2 separate regions of the Mus musculus genome follow, and region 1 is linked to region 2. A link is a loop called in an ENCODE intact Hi-C map of the cell type or tissue named here. Cell type or tissue: heart. All regions are shown on one strand. Each heading gives the region's core, and the rest is flanking DNA. Links, peaks and the distances in the headings are about the cores only.

The links. Peaks named below come from ENCODE experiments on the same cell type or tissue, not always from the same donor. Only the 100,000 strongest peaks of a DNase experiment are listed, where the experiment ranks them.
Region 1: a loop joins it to region 2, with 2.0 times the contacts of the local background. A loop is called at or near these places in 6 of 42 quality-filtered maps.

What each region holds. Positions count from the first base shown.
Region 1 is chr4:57,774,603-57,779,979 of GRCm38, forward strand. All of the region lies in intron 7 of Pakap (paralemmin A kinase anchor protein), which reads left to right. Among named protein-coding and RNA genes, the nearest start is that of Gm35099, 22 kb to the left of the region's middle. In heart, for the core only: no CTCF peak of the experiment used is centred there; no DNase peak of the experiment used is centred there; H3K27ac peaks cover 262 bases.
Region 2 is chr4:57,724,428-57,729,804 of GRCm38, forward strand. The region is part of intron 6 of Pakap (paralemmin A kinase anchor protein); the gene reads left to right. Among named protein-coding and RNA genes, the nearest start is that of Gm35099, 28 kb to the right of the region's middle. In heart, for the core only: no CTCF peak of the experiment used is centred there; no DNase peak of the experiment used is centred there.

The DNA.
Region 1 (5,377 bases), core at 167-5,166, 50 kb after region 2:
TGCTGACGCTCTGATTTGCCCTCAGTCACACAAGGGAGAAAAACAATAAAAAGCACAGGCTTGTCACAGGAGCACAAGACCAGCCCTGCCCTGCCTCCCAGCACGTGAGCACCCTACTCTACCTCCTCTGCACCCCTATCTTATCTCCGCCTGCCTATGAATTACTTAGCATCCAGGAGCCTCATTTGGGAGCAGAGGACACCGGGCTCTAGGAGAAATGATAAGATGAAAACTCTTCTAAGACAAGATGTTGTCTGTCTGGGTTTACTTGTTTTTGCTGAAGTGTGTTCTGTTCCATTTTATGGCCTTCAACCAGTAGGTTGCTGGGATTCTAAACCTGGAAAGCTTACATCTGTCAACTGCAGTTTCTTTTTCCTTTTAATGTTTGAAAATTAGATTGATTGTGTGTGTGTGTGTGCTCCCGAGAGTGCACACGTGTGCACATGCCATGAACACACATATAGAAGTCAAGATAACTTATGGGAGTCACTTCTCTCCTTTTACTTTGTGGGTCACTAGGATTAGGCACCAGCCATCAGTCTTGTTGGTAAGTGACTTTATCTATTACACCATATGTTGCCAGCACAACTACTGTGGTTTTAAAGTGATTTTGGACTAACCATGGTCCCAATCTGACAAGGCCTAAAAACAAACAAACAAACAAACAAACAAGCCCAAGAAAAGAACCTTTTTTTAAAAAGTAGTTTGTGTGTGAGGCTGTTTTGCCTATAGGTATGTCTGTGCACATGCCAATGAGGCCAAAAGAGTGTGTCAGATCCTCTGGGCCTGGAGATATAGGTGGTTGTGGCTTGATGTGGATTAGAGAACTAAACCCAAGTCCTCTGCAAGAGCTACAGATGCTCTTACCAACTAAGCCAGCCCATTAAAAAAAAAAAAAAAATCAACGATTATTGCCTCTGCAATAATCAGGGCAATAGTCAGGATTGTTAAGATTTTTAAATGTCAATATAGTCTTCTATTTCCCCTGCTACTACTAAAAACCTTCACAGTTCTTTCTATAATTTAACAGTCTGTACTTAAAAGTTCAGAGGGAGGGAAAAACTTGGAAATTACTAAGAAAACCACAGTTTCTTATTTTGTTTTTCTAGGACTCAAATGCAAGGCTCTGTTTACACTAGGCAAACACTCTGCCTTCTGAATATGTTGCCAGCCTGTTACCATTACAAAACAAAGCTGGGCTTGCTAGTGCAGGCCTTTAATCCCAACACTTTCCAGGCAGAAGTAGGAAGATCTCTGTGAGTTCAAGGCAAGTCTGATCTACATAGGAAGTTCCAGGACAGCCAAAGCTATATAGTGGGACCCTGATTTAAAAGCAAACAAACAAGCAAACAAACAAACAAACATAACAAAACCCAAAAACCAAACACTGACTATATTGTCACATGTCTGTAATTCCAGCACTTGGGAGGCTGAGACAGGCTTTCCAGGAGTTTGAAGCTAGTCTGGGTTACAAAAGAACAAGCAAAGCACCAAACCCAAGACCAGGAGAAGCCCACCAACACCTCCTATTGCTACTTGTGCAGGTCCCCTCTCCTCCACCGTCCCTTTTTGGACAGAGTTTTCATGCAGCCCAGTCTTGCCTTGAGCTCACTTGCTATGTAGGAAAGGATGACCTTGAATTTCCGATTCTTCTGACTCTGCCTCCTGAGTGCTGGGATTTCAGGGGTGCACTATCATGCCCAGTTGACTTTTATTTATTTATTTAGAGACAAGGTAGCCTGTTACCTAGATTAGCTTGAAAGTCACTAGCTTCAAATTTGAGATCCTTCTGCCTGAGCTTCTTGAAGGCTAGGCTTATATGAATGTGTGTGTGGTTGGTTGATTGGTTGGTTTGGTTTAGTTTGAGACAGGGTTTCTAGTAGCTCAGACTGGCTTTGAAGTTGCTATATAGCTCCTATCTCTGCCTCCTAAATTCTGGGATTACAGGAATGGGCTACTATAGCTAGTTTAGTTTATTGTTTTCTTTTTAGGAGAAAGGCTAACTGTGCTCAGCACAGCCTGCCTGACCCGGAACTGCTCAGGTTGTCCTTGAATTTCCATGAGTGTGCCATCCATCCCAGGTCCAACGGTGTTGTGATTAGCCACATGGGCCACCTCACTTGGCTTTCATGGGTTCGTTTTTAAAAGAGCCATTTTAAAAGGTTGAAACAAGTTGGTTGGGATGGTACAAGCCTTTAATGCCAGCACTCAGGAAGCAGAGGTAGGCAGATGTCTATGAGTTCAAGGCCAGCCTGGTCTACAGAGTGAGTTCAAAGACAGCAGGGGCTGAACAGAGAAACTCTGTTTCAAAAATATAAAACAAAACAGCTGGGCGAATGAAACCAGTGACCACTTCCATGTATCAGAGTTTGGCAGAAGAGACCAAATGTGAGGATTCAGGAAAAGGAAACAAACATGGAGTAGGTGGGAAAGAACTTCTCCGGGCACAGGAAGTGAGAAACCCTGGAGAGAAAGCAAAAGAAAGGCAAGCATGGATCCAGGCTTGAGAGGAAACATGGCCCTGGAGCCAAGTGTTCTCAGAGGAAGCTGTCCCTGTCCTGTTTGCTTCCCTCCCCCTTCCTTCCAGGGGAGACCATGCTCCCCAAACCAGGTTGTAGGCAGCATCAAATGCAAACAAATCCAGATTCCTGGATCTAGATCACTCAATACATATGTAACACATGTAACACACGCTCACACATGTTCATACATGTGCCTTCACAATACACATTCATATGCACATGGAAACACACACACATGTCACACACATATACACATGTGCACGTGGGAACCTGTCCTAACCTTTTAGAAGTTAGTTGTTTTTCTTTCTTTAGGTCAGGATTTTGTTTTGTGTTTTGTTTTTTCCTGACATGGTCTCACTCTGGCTCCCAAGAGTTTATTAATAATAAAGTCCTGGCCGGCTGGTCTCAGACTCGTGACATCCCTCTAGCCTCAGCCTCCCAGATTCTGGGATTATAATCCTGAGACACCACATGCAGCTGTTTTCTTGTTTGTTTTGAGAAAAGGCCTTGGTGCATCGTCTGGACTGGCTGTGAATTTGAGATTCTCCTGTCAAGAGATTCCTGGATTCCCTGGCTCCAGAACAGTGATCTTGTTTTAGATTTATCTTTGTTTTTGTGTTCATCTGGTGGTTCTAGAGGGAGATGGGGAGTGAACAGCTGCTTCAAAAGGCTTGAGTGAAGGCTGATCCTTCTCTATCAGGGAAGAATAATACATCAACTAGGACTGCAGCTTCAAGTCAGGGAAGTACATGAATCCACTCAGAGATTCCCTCCTGACAACCAGGTCATCTCAATTAACTCAGACAATCACAAGTGACAAAAGCCACAGCCAGTTTGTCCTCACTTTTTTTTTTCCATTTGGTGGTGGTGGTGGTGGTGATGGAGCAATAGGGTTTCCCTATGTAGCACTCAGGCTGACCTCAGACTTATTAGGACCCCTCCCCAAACTGATGCTTTTCACCTCAGCCCTTGTTAGAAGGACAGGATGGTAAATTCTCTTCCATTGTGGACAGTTTGGCCTCTTTGGATTTTCAGATCAGCTTTCTGGGACAGTCTCAGGTCTATTTGTTTGTTAGTATGTTTGTTTTTGTTTTTGCTTTTTTAAGACAGGCTTTCTTTGTGTGGCTCTGACTGTTACTCTGTCGCCCTTGAAACTCAGAGAGCAGCCTGTCTCTGGGATGTAAGGTGTTTGCCACCACTGTCACATGGCTAATCTCGTGTCTTCTTAAACTTTTCTTCTTTTAGCTTGGGTTACCTGTTCACTTCCACAGCTAGGCCATTATGGACTTAGTTCATTTTGCTCAGTTTGGGTTCTGTTGGCCCATGTCTAGTCTGATGGCTTGTCTATCACTTTCTATATCTTATTTCTTGAGTCCCTGGATGGCCACTCCTGCCCAGAGTGTTGTTTAAAGTGCTCCAACAGCTGAGAGGTGTCACAAAAGAAAAATGTTCACCTAGTTTGTAGTGAAAGAAATCTCACCTCTCCCTAAGACACAGCAAAACCCCTGTGGAAGGCTGCCTACCACGGAGGGCCATCTGTCCTGGACAAAGTAGGGCTTTCACAAGCAGGTGACATTTATTCCTCCAGGTTGTTTCATCCATGGGAGTGGGAGCTGTTTATTTTCACTAAAAGGCTGCTAAAACACATCTAGGAGCTAGTTGTAAAATGCTCAGCTTAGCCAAGGTATGCTACAAAAAGATTGCACCATGCATCAGATCTCGGGACAGAGACTTATGGGGGGGGGTGCTCACATACACACATTAAATAATACCAAAAATAAGTTTAAGCATGGTTACTGCTTCAATATTTTGAAAAGTAACATAAAAGTTTTCTAATATAATATCAGCGTGTATTGAACAAGTTTTATCCTGGCAATGTTACTAGCATTTTAGTTTTTTGGTTTTTTGTTTTTGTTTTTTGTTTTTTTTTTTTTGTTTTTTTTTTTCTATAGAATGCTATAAACTTGAAAATTAAATAGAACATGGACATTGCTTTGGAAAATAAATAATTCATCATTTAACTCAATTCTAATGATGAAGCAAATCTCAATCTCTCTCTCTTTGAGACAGGGTTTCTCTGTGTAGCTGTAGCCTTGACTATCCTGGAACTCACTCTGTAGACCAGAACTCACAGACCAATCTCTTCCCTCAGCCTCACAAATGCTGAGATTTAAGGTGTGGGCCACCACTGCTCAGTAATGAAACAAATTTCCTTAGTAACTTTTATGCTTACTCTAGTTTAGGCATGTACGAGGAGAGGGAGATGATGAAATACTTGCCAAGTTGGGGTCTGTATAGAACATCACCTCTGCTTTGATTTTGGAGGCCTTCTTTGTCTAGTCTGTGGGCTGTGAAATAAATACCTCCCCAAGCATACTTCTTGCAGGGAGCATTCTCATGTGATACTGATGTATTCAAAATAGTTCGGGATGTAGGGCACCCAATGTCTTTCTTTTTCTTTTTCTGTTTTCCTTCTCTTCCCTTCCTTTCCCTTCCCTTTCTTTCCTTTCCCTTCCCTTCCCTTCCCTCCCCTCCCCTCCCCTCCCCTCCCCTCCCCTCCCCTCCCCTCCCCTCCCCTCCCCTCCCCTCCCCTCCCCTCCCCTCCCCTCCCCTCTCTTCTCTTCTCTTCTCTTCTCTCTCTCTTTCCCAAGACAGAGTTTCTCCGTGTAGCCCTGGCTGTGCTGGAACTCACTCTGTAGACCAGGCTGGCCTCGAACTCAGAAATCTGCCTGCCTCTGCCTCCCAAGTGCTGGGATTAGAGGCATGCGCCACCACTGCCCAGCATTCTTTTCTTTTTTGAGAGAAGATCTCACACTGTAGCTCAGGTTAGCTCAGAACACACCAGATTATAGCCC
Region 2 (5,377 bases), core at 190-5,189:
AACCACTATACGCATAGCATGAAAGTGATGCACGTAGCATGTCATAGTGATTGCACTGTATAAAGTATACAGGAGGATGTGTGGAGGTTATATGCAAACTCCATGCTATGTATAGGAGGGATTTGAGCCTCAGTGAATTCGGTACCCTCAGGGGTCCTGGGAATGCCCTGTGGGTGCTGAGGACTGCTCCTGCTTGCCAGCATGGCTGTTCTGACATCACTCACAGTCTCTATACAGCTAATGCTCGGGATTTCTCCCAAGATATATTCTCAGCTGAGTGTATAACACTGTAAAGGTTTCACTACTCTCAGGTCTGGCTGTCCCGTGGAACCTCAGATGGGGCTGTCAGTTACGACACTTACCTACCTACTCCACCCACAGCATCCTCCTGTGGCAAGGGGGCTATTTGTGGCTCAACAGCTGGGTTCCAGGAGAAGCTTTCCAGGGAGAAAGCCAAGCTTGAAGCCTTATCTAGCCTCTCACCGAATCTTTCTGTCTCTTCTTCATGCTATGACGCCGTCCTCAGGGCTACCCAGGGGCAAGGGTAAAGCATCTGGATGCTTTACTGAAGAAAGAAGTGTAAAAAAAAAAAGTAGAAGACTCTTTGAGCCCCTTAAAAGGAGCTTGAGAAAGCTGTAACAGGGACAAAAAGCTGTGGACTCCTCTACTAGACTTATATTTAAGTATGTGGCTTGAGATGTCACAGAAGCCAAGTGGATCTTTGCTTCAATAGGCTGTATGAATATCTGATGGTCCCTACTAGATGAGATGGACTTTTCAACTACGGGGGGGAGGGTGGCGGTCTTGGGGGGACCTCTTTCTCTTCAGGAAGCTCTGTGCCCAGCACAGTGCTTGGTACACAAAATGGACCCAATAAATATTTGTTGTGTGGGTGGGTGGATGGATGGATGGATGAGAGACTGATGGGTAATAAAGGTTTTAGGTCTGAGAATCTGGAGTCTGATGAAGAAATCTGGGACTCTGCATACCTCCCCAGAACTCACCTGTTGGGCACTTCTCCCAGGGAACAGGATGATGATAAGTAGACTCAGCCCCCAGAATCCACAAAGCCTTGGCTTTGGACTTGTTTGGAAGACACCAGAGCAGTCAGGGCCTGTCCTGTCCTGCAGCCTCAGTCCCTTGCAGGATCAGCAGCTATGGGAGGCCTAATAGCCAGGGAAAACCTCTCAACTTGCAGTAAAGAGAAACTAAAACCAGGAGTTGAAGAGAAAATGAAAATTGATAGTGGCCATCGTGTGCTGCATTGTCTCCTTGGGTGCAGCTCTCTCTTTTCCTGGTTACAGCCTAACCTGAAGCAACCACAACTCTCAGGGGCTTTCCCTGGGGACTCCAAACCACAGCAGCAGCAAGGAGGGAGGCAGGAATTCCCCAAGACAAAAGTCCCCACTCTTCTGGCTAGTTGAGAGGTCTGATTGCACCTTTCATGGGGTGTAAAGATATCCACCTTTCACCTACTCCAGCATCTACCAGTCATAACTGGCTCCCAACCCCACAATCAGCACAAAGAAATTAGGGAGGGAGCCCTCGGGAGTCTCATGTGATTCTCAGGGCTGACCAAGAAGCCCTTTCCTTGGCTTCTTTATTCCCAGTAGTCTGCTGGGAACCAGAAAGGCTGACTTGTCAGGTATAGCGCAAGCCAGCTAGCCATCAATTGTCTATCTCAGGACCTCTTTCAGTGGCATGACACAGTCCTCTGCTTTTCATGGTGTGTCTTAGCTCATGCTGTGGTTTCAGTTCTGTGGAGCATGGCATCAGCAGGGACGTGTAAGCTCAGAGAAGACAGTGACAGAAAGCCACCACAGTGCTGTCAAATGCAAGGACCTCTGGCCTGACAGTTCTTCCCTGCACACCCTCGACACCGTGAGCATGCACAAACACAGCATAATTGTGCATAGACAGATATGCACGGATGCGTGTTGTATATGAAGGGGTGCAGGAAAGAAACTGCTGAGTGGTTACTCCACTCTTGGGGTAAAGTTTTATTGTGAATAAGATAGGAAGAAAATATCCGGAGGAAAATGCCAGAGCAGAGAGAGAGACAGAGACAGAGACAGAGACAGAAAGAGAGACAGAGAGAGAGAGAAACAGACTGGACATGGCCAGGGCTAGGGAAGGGAGAGAGTGGGAGGGAATGGTGAAGACAGCAGGATAGTGAGAGATAGAGACTAGAACATAGTGACAGGGACGGACTATCGGAGCATACAGAGAGTGCAAGAGAATAGCAAGGGAGGAGGGGTCCTGTTTATAAGGAGGAGGAGGAGCTGGGAAGAGGAAAGGTCTAGGATGCTATCATGAACTTTGAAATGTATAACAGGCACATATAGTATTGAAGGAGTAGAGGCCAGCTTTGATATGCTGATGGGCACCATAGGTGGCCATAGGTGGCTTTAGCCAGAGATAGGGGAACTGGCTTCACAAGTTCCTGAGGAATGCTGGCTTTTATCTACCCACCAGAAATCCTCCTATCACTGAGGTTGATCTCATCTCTTACTCTATCGGCAGCCTGTGAGACCGAACACATGTGTGCACATGTATATTCACAAGGGCACGTTCAGGCTCCCCTTGAGAAGGCCTTACTTAAGATGAGACACTCCAGCTGATGACTAGAAATGAGGAAGGCTGTCAAGCCAGGAATATTCCATACTAAAGGAGCAAAGACTCTACACCCCCACACCTGGTGGTCTAGGCCAAAGGAATCCACTCATGTCTGTTGTTTTGCCTCTGGGACAGGGACTACAGTCTACTCTGTCCTGCCTTCCACTGCCTTTCTCCATCACCCTGACTCCTAAATATTAGCCACAGAGGGTAACAGGTATTCATTTTAGTCCATACACCACGAACAAGAAACACCAAGTTTTCTAGTCTTGCAAACAGTTTGGTCTCAGTGGTTGTTTTTGTTTTTGTTTTTGTTTTGTTTTGTTTTGAGATTCCCTCCGACCCAGGGTTCGCAGAGGAAGGTGCCATGCTTTTCCTGAGGGCCTACCTCCAGTGGTCCTCTGCAATGCCATGGTCCTGGCCTTCACAGGCTCTTCAAAACTGAAGTCTGGGTATGTGTAGAGTCTGTCTGAATTAGCAAGTGTCTACTCACATAGACTCAACGCCTTAGGCAAACAGAAAACACGAATTGATTCTGAGAGTCCCCTTAAACAGGAAGTTCCAATAACCAGATGTGGAGGCACAAGCCTGCAATTCCAGCTCTCTGGAGGGCTGAGTCAGGAGGCTTGCAATAAGCTCCAGGCCAGCCTGGGCTATACAGAAAGTTCCAGGCCAGCCGGAGCTATATATAGCTCAAAACAAAGACAAACAAAGCAAAACTTCAGAAGGGCAGGGATTTTTATTTGATGATCTTGCCCTAAGTGTCCAGAACCATTGTGGACCTTAGATGATGCTTCTTAAGTAACTTAAGCCGTGAATGGCTCTGTTTCATTGTCTGCACTTGGATTTCAAACTTTTGTTTTGTCTCCTTAGCTATGCTTGTTTCAGGTTTATTCTTAACTCTTCTTTGCAAAGAAGGGAGATCCCCCTTGCTGCCTGGACTAATGTCCTACTCATCCATGGGAAACTGTTTTCCAAGCCTCGGGCTGCTTGGGGATGTTGTCTCTAAGCTCCACACGCATCCTAGAAAGATTTGAACTTCCTCCCTGATCTCAGCTTTGCTGGGCAGAGCTAAGCCTGACCTGAAGAGTTTATTGTTGCTGTTATTACTGCTTTGAGAAAAGATCTCACAGTGCCCAGGCTGGTGGAGAACTCAGCCTCCCCCAAGTGCTGGATTAAGATAATATTTATTATAGAAGTGTGTGGGCTTATAATCCCAGCACTCTGAAGATAGGAACATTGGGAGTTTAAGGTCATCTTCTGCTACATAATGAGTTGAGACCAGCCTGGGCTACATGATACCCTGTATCAAAGCAAATCGTGTGTGTGTGTGTGTGTCTAGATTATAAGGACAAAACAAGATCATGTTAGGCTGGGATTTACCTGCTGTAAATTTGGGTTTCAACCCAGGCTTCCCGGTGTATGACTCACTGCATAATCCCTGCTCCAGCCTGGACCATCTCCCTGTCCTGAACGTCCTGTTCCTCTAAAATGTTCTCCACCGTGCCTGCCTACAGAAAAATTACTCATCCCTCTGGGCCAGGGCTGCCACAGCCTGCTCTCACCCTTGCCAGAGTTCATATCTCCTTCACATCCACGAACTCTCTCTTTTCTATTCCCATAAGAAAAACCTTGTCATCTGTCCAGCTCACTGTCCACAGGTCTGTCCTTTGGCTAAAGGTAACTTGCTTTAGGACAAGGAAGCTGCCCCATGAGAAAGCTCATGACCACCACCCGTGCTTGCTTATTGCATGGCCTCACATGCAAACAAACAAAAATGTTCACTGGGTACTCATTGGTGAAGAAAAATAAGGCTGTGCCAGGTTTCCAAGTGCCCACTGCCTCTTCTCACTCCTTAGTCTAGGGCAGTCCTTGGGCAATGTGATGTGTGATGTGTGAAGAACAGACCTTGGTCTCAGGGTTTATGCCAGCAGAGGCCGAATATCACTCAGTCTAGAATAAGCAGAAGGGAATGTGGCCATGAATGAGCATGGAGGCACCCTAACATGGAGAAAAGGTCACTGTTCCAAAGGCTAGGACCTCTGCTTCCAGTCCAGTGTCACTGCCAGCTGTGTGAGCTGTGGCCTGTGGGGAGCTTGTCCCTTCCCAAAGCCCGGCAACTTCACCTATTTTAGAAGAGCAATGCCACCCCCTTCCTTACCCCTTCCACCAGGTGTGTGCGTGTGGTGAAGGGAAAGCCATAGCACCTGTGTGCTTTGCTGTCCTCCTGCAGTGGTAAGGACAGGACACATGGCACACTGCTCTTTGGTAATAGCTCTGTAAACACAGACAGTAGGATTCAGTAAATGTAGACTATCGGCTGGAATGAACAATCCAGGAAAGGCATGTTGGGTGGAGTTCCTGAACTCTAAGTGCTAGAAGGATTCAGCTTTGCCTCCCGTCAAAAACAATTCCCAGGGGTAGCGAGATAGCTGATGGGTAAAGGCGCTTGCTACCAAATAGGAGGACCTGAGTTTGATCCCTGGGACCCAGGTAGTGGAAGGAGAGAAATATACTCCTGAAGGTTGCCCTCTGACCTGCACACCCTTGCAGTGCATAGCATGTGCACACACACACATGTAAATAAACAAAAATATTTGAAGTCGCAATTCTGCTCCCCTTTTACACCATCAAATGCAGCCCGAGTTTGCTGCGATGATCGAAGCGACTGAATGTCACACTGCAGAAGCAGAAGTATGGGAGCGGTTGGCGTGAGAGAGGCTTCAGGATTGCCCATGCATCCTGAAGAGTTTATTCAACC